2 separate regions of the Homo sapiens genome follow, and region 1 is linked to region 2. Evidence: chromatin loops called from intact Hi-C (ENCODE). Cell type or tissue: heart left ventricle. All regions are shown on one strand. Links, peaks and the distances in the headings refer to the core of each region. The heading gives the core; the rest is flanking DNA. Region 1 overlaps EP300 (EP300 lysine acetyltransferase). Region 2 overlaps EP300 (EP300 lysine acetyltransferase).

Region 1 (2,872 bases), core at 1-2,500, 63 kb after region 2:
CAGCCTCAGCCTACCCCTCCCAATAGCATGCCACCCTACTTGCCCAGGACTCAAGCTGCTGGCCCTGTGTCCCAGGGTAAGGCAGCAGGCCAGGTGACCCCTCCAACCCCTCCTCAGACTGCTCAGCCACCCCTTCCAGGGCCCCCACCTGCAGCAGTGGAAATGGCAATGCAGATTCAGAGAGCAGCGGAGACGCAGCGCCAGATGGCCCACGTGCAAATTTTTCAAAGGCCAATCCAACACCAGATGCCCCCGATGACTCCCATGGCCCCCATGGGTATGAACCCACCTCCCATGACCAGAGGTCCCAGTGGGCATTTGGAGCCAGGGATGGGACCGACAGGGATGCAGCAACAGCCACCCTGGAGCCAAGGAGGATTGCCTCAGCCCCAGCAACTACAGTCTGGGATGCCAAGGCCAGCCATGATGTCAGTGGCCCAGCATGGTCAACCTTTGAACATGGCTCCACAACCAGGATTGGGCCAGGTAGGTATCAGCCCACTCAAACCAGGCACTGTGTCTCAACAAGCCTTACAAAACCTTTTGCGGACTCTCAGGTCTCCCAGCTCTCCCCTGCAGCAGCAACAGGTGCTTAGTATCCTTCACGCCAACCCCCAGCTGTTGGCTGCATTCATCAAGCAGCGGGCTGCCAAGTATGCCAACTCTAATCCACAACCCATCCCTGGGCAGCCTGGCATGCCCCAGGGGCAGCCAGGGCTACAGCCACCTACCATGCCAGGTCAGCAGGGGGTCCACTCCAATCCAGCCATGCAGAACATGAATCCAATGCAGGCGGGCGTTCAGAGGGCTGGCCTGCCCCAGCAGCAACCACAGCAGCAACTCCAGCCACCCATGGGAGGGATGAGCCCCCAGGCTCAGCAGATGAACATGAACCACAACACCATGCCTTCACAATTCCGAGACATCTTGAGACGACAGCAAATGATGCAACAGCAGCAGCAACAGGGAGCAGGGCCAGGAATAGGCCCTGGAATGGCCAACCATAACCAGTTCCAGCAACCCCAAGGAGTTGGCTACCCACCACAGCAGCAGCAGCGGATGCAGCATCACATGCAACAGATGCAACAAGGAAATATGGGACAGATAGGCCAGCTTCCCCAGGCCTTGGGAGCAGAGGCAGGTGCCAGTCTACAGGCCTATCAGCAGCGACTCCTTCAGCAACAGATGGGGTCCCCTGTTCAGCCCAACCCCATGAGCCCCCAGCAGCATATGCTCCCAAATCAGGCCCAGTCCCCACACCTACAAGGCCAGCAGATCCCTAATTCTCTCTCCAATCAAGTGCGCTCTCCCCAGCCTGTCCCTTCTCCACGGCCACAGTCCCAGCCCCCCCACTCCAGTCCTTCCCCAAGGATGCAGCCTCAGCCTTCTCCACACCACGTTTCCCCACAGACAAGTTCCCCACATCCTGGACTGGTAGCTGCCCAGGCCAACCCCATGGAACAAGGGCATTTTGCCAGCCCGGACCAGAATTCAATGCTTTCTCAGCTTGCTAGCAATCCAGGCATGGCAAACCTCCATGGTGCAAGCGCCACGGACCTGGGACTCAGCACCGATAACTCAGACTTGAATTCAAACCTCTCACAGAGTACACTAGACATACACTAGAGACACCTTGTAGTATTTTGGGAGCAAAAAAATTATTTTCTCTTAACAAGACTTTTTGTACTGAAAACAATTTTTTTGAATCTTTCGTAGCCTAAAAGACAATTTTCCTTGGAACACATAAGAACTGTGCAGTAGCCGTTTGTGGTTTAAAGCAAACATGCAAGATGAACCTGAGGGATGATAGAATACAAAGAATATATTTTTGTTATGGCTGGTTACCACCAGCCTTTCTTCCCCTTTGTGTGTGTGGTTCAAGTGTGCACTGGGAGGAGGCTGAGGCCTGTGAAGCCAAACAATATGCTCCTGCCTTGCACCTCCAATAGGTTTTATTATTTTTTTTAAATTAATGAACATATGTAATATTAATAGTTATTATTTACTGGTGCAGATGGTTGACATTTTTCCCTATTTTCCTCACTTTATGGAAGAGTTAAAACATTTCTAAACCAGAGGACAAAAGGGGTTAATGTTACTTTAAAATTACATTCTATATATATATAAATATATATAAATATATATTAAAATACCAGTTTTTTTTCTCTGGGTGCAAAGATGTTCATTCTTTTAAAAAATGTTTAAAAAAAAAAAAAAACTGCCTTTCTTCCCCTCAAGTCAACTTTTGTGCTCCAGAAAATTTTCTATTCTGTAAGTCTGAGCGTAAAACTTCAAGTATTAAAATAATTTGTACATGTAGAGAGAAAAATGACTTTTTCAAAAATATACAGGGGCAGCTGCCAAATTGATGTATTATATATTGTGGTTTCTGTTTCTTGAAAGAATTTTTTTCGTTATTTTTACATCTAACAAAGTAAAAAAATTAAAAAGAGGGTAAGAAACGATTCCGGTGGGATGATTTTAACATGCAAAATGTCCCTGGGGGTTTCTTCTTTGCTTGCTTTCTTCCTCCTTACCCTACCCCCCACTCACACACACACACACACACACACACACACACACACACACACACTTTCTATAAAACTTGAAAATAGCAAAAACCCTCAACTGTTGTAAATCATGCAATTAAAGTTGATTACTTATAAATATGAACTTTGGATCACTGTATAGACTGTTAAATTTGATTTCTTATTACCTATTGTTAAATAAACTGTGTGAGACAGACACCCTGACTTTGTTTCACTTGATAACACATCTTTGTCTTGGAGTACACCCGTTTTAAGTGCCTAATGCTTAGGATTCAGAGGAAAAAGTGAAAGCATTAGCTTATAGCCTCTTTAATCTACTACGT
Region 2 (2,918 bases), core at 167-2,666:
TTATCCAGGATGGTCTCGATCTCCTGACCTCGTGATCCGCCCACCTCGGCCTCCCAAAGTGCTGGGATAACAGGCGTGAGCCACTGCGCCCGGCCTTTTTAACTTTATTTTCTAACATAGGCCTTTAGGTTTTGAAATATATTTTTTATTACTCAATTTCCTTTGTGATTTCTTTTGTAATTTATCACTGCCTGTTTTTAAAATTTCTAAAGTGGAGATTTTTTTGCCCTCTATGTTCAGTATGCTAATGATAAAATATTTTCTTGGATACTCCAGGGGAAAAGTAAAAATTGCAAATAAAGTATGATCTCAGTTTTGTAAATCACGTAAGTATAAGGAAATAATGAAGGAACTATATCAGTATATTAAGCAGGCATTTTTGAATAGTGGTTTTAGGTCAGTTTTGTTACACATTTGGGTATTTGTTGTTGTTGTTGTTGTTGTTGTTTGAGATAGGATCTCGCTCTGTCACCCAGGCTAGAGTGCAGTGGTACATTCACGGCTCACTGCAGCCTCAACTTCCCAAGCTGCCGCTATCCTCCTTCCTCAGCCTCCCTAGTAGCTGAGACCACAGGTACAGGCCACTAGGCCTGGCTAAGTTTTGTATTTTTTTGTGCAGTTTGGTTTTCTCCATGTTGCCCAGGCTGGTCTGCTGAGCTCGAGCCGTCTGCCCTCCTTGGCCTCACAAAGTGTTGGGATTACAGGTTGTGAGCCAAAGTGCTCAGCCTTGTGGCACATTTTTGATGGAGGAGCCCATATGATATTTCAAAAGGAAAGAGTAATTCTGTAAAACTCTGGACTCTAAATTATGCCCTGAGATCTTGGGATACAATTTGACTTAGTTCATATATGACCACATGTTGGTTTAGTTAATATATGACCATGTGCTTACTATGTTGCCAGTAGGCAAGGAGCTGGTATATAAGTGGTAAAACATGTCCTTCGCGAAGAATGCATGGTTGGAGTGAGGGGTGGTCACAAGGGATGGCAAGGGGAGGAGAGGAGGCAAACCCAGAGATAATTTCAGTGACATGATAAAATGCTAAAAGATACAGAAGGAGCAGGATTGGGAAGAAAAAAAAAAACTACAAGAAGAGGAAGGGCACATACAGGAAGAGTTATACTTAGGAACTAAGATTAATTGGATCAAGTAGACCATTAAGGCAATATTTTGTCTTCAAGGGATGGTCCATTTTTTAAGAGGATAATAGCTGTGGAATTTTTGTTGTTGTTAGTAGACAAGGTCTCACAGTGCCCAGACTTGATGTGAATTCCTGGGCTCAAGCTATCCTCTTGCCTCAGCCTCCTGAGTAGCTTGGACTATAGATGTGTACCACTATGCCCAACACCCAGTAATGCCTTTTTAATGTGAAAACTACTTTAGAGAATTGAAAGGAAAGAAAACTCAAATAATTTTTATAGTAGGTTAATACTGTCAATAGGTCAATCAGGAGTAATTTTCTTCCCCCAGGGGATGTTTGGTGATGTCTGGAGACAGTTTTGATTGTCACAATTGGGATATGGGTGCTACTGGCATAAGTAGAAAGACCAGGAGTCTCCTAATGATAATAGAGGGCACAAGACAATCACCCTCCACCCACAACAAAGAATTATCACATAGCTCAAAATGTTAATAGTGCCAGGGTTGAGAAACCCTGCATTAATCTATACTTAGCACCCAGTTTTGTTTGTTCTTTTTTGAGACAGGATCTTGCTCTGTCACCCAGGCTGGAGTGCAGTTGTGCAGTTAAAGCTCACTACAACCTCAAATTCCTGGACTCAAGTAATCCTCCCACCTTAGCCTCCTGAGTGGCTAGGAGTATAGCCTAGTGCCACCACACCCAGCCGACTTTATTGTTTGTAGAGACAGGGTCTTGCTGTGTTGACCTGGGCTGAAGAATTCCTCCTGCCTTGGCCTTCTAAAGTACTGAGATTACAGGTGTGAGCTACCAGGGCTGGTCTTGCACCCTGTTTTTGGTAGGGGTGGTTTGTATGGTGAAGGAGCCAGAGGCATGGTGTTGTACCCTATTCTGGCTAGACTTTGGTTAAGGAAAGCTATTCTGTAGGCTACAGGTCAAAAACTCCGCCTGTTAAAGGCCTACTTTGAGGCAGGTACTATATAGGAACTTGGTAAAAAATGGTGGATAGCCCTCTGCTTAACTGGAGCACACACTGAGTGTTCCACAAATGACAGGTCTTTTGTATCAGTTGTGTGTCTTTATGTATTACAATATTTAAAATGTTTTCTTTCCATCCTGAGTTTAGTTTGTGTGTAGATATTTTAACTGTTCTTCTAAGGAACTTGGGAATATTAATACAGCTTAATTGCATTTCTTTTTTCCATGACTGTGGATACAAACCTTTAGCTAGCAACTCATGTAATAATGGGTGTTGCACTTTTTTTTTAACAAAAAATAAAATTTTATTTCAACTATTATGCTAATTCTATAACATTATTTAGAATGTTTTTCTTTTTTTAATTATCCTTTAAGTTTTGGGATACATGTGCAGAACGTGCAGGTTTGTTACATAGGTATACATGTGCCATGGTGGTTTGCCGCACCCATCAATCCGTCATCTACATTAGGTATTTGTCCTAATGCTATCCTCTCCTAGCCCCCCATCCCCCAGCAGGCCCTGGTGTCTGATGTTCCCCTCTCTGTGTCCATGTGTTCGTATTTAACTCCCACTTATGAGTGAGAACATGCGGTGTTTAGTTTTCTTTTCCTATGTTTTCTGAGAATGATGGTTTCCAGGCTTCATCCTTGTCCCTGCAAAGGACATGAACTCATCCTTTTTTATGGCTGCATAGTATTCCATGGTGTATATGTGCCACATTTTCTTTATCCAGTCTGTCATTGATGGGGGGTGTTGTACTTTCAATCCCTTTTTTCCTTGGTCTTATTTTAGGTATAGTT

What was found. Hi-C counts contacts between places; a loop is a spot of excess contacts. Peaks named below come from ENCODE experiments on the same cell type or tissue, not always from the same donor. Only the 100,000 strongest peaks of a DNase experiment are listed, where the experiment ranks them.
Region 1: a loop joins it to region 2, with 2.6 times the contacts of the local background. A loop is called at or near these places in 4 of 110 quality-filtered maps.

The regions. Positions count from the first base shown.
Region 1 is chr22:41,177,331-41,180,202 of GRCh38, forward strand. It overlaps EP300 (EP300 lysine acetyltransferase), which reads left to right. Exons shown (of 31, transcript NM_001429.4): 31 at 1-2,747. The coding sequence ends at 1,626. Among named protein-coding and RNA genes, the nearest start is that of EP300-AS1, 19 kb to the right of the region's middle. In heart left ventricle, for the core only: no CTCF peak of the experiment used is centred there; a DNase peak (open chromatin) is centred at 1,501.
Region 2 is chr22:41,113,751-41,116,668 of GRCh38, forward strand. The region is part of intron 1 of EP300 (EP300 lysine acetyltransferase); the gene reads left to right. Among named protein-coding and RNA genes, the nearest start is that of EP300, 23 kb to the left of the region's middle. In heart left ventricle, for the core only: no CTCF peak of the experiment used is centred there; no DNase peak of the experiment used is centred there.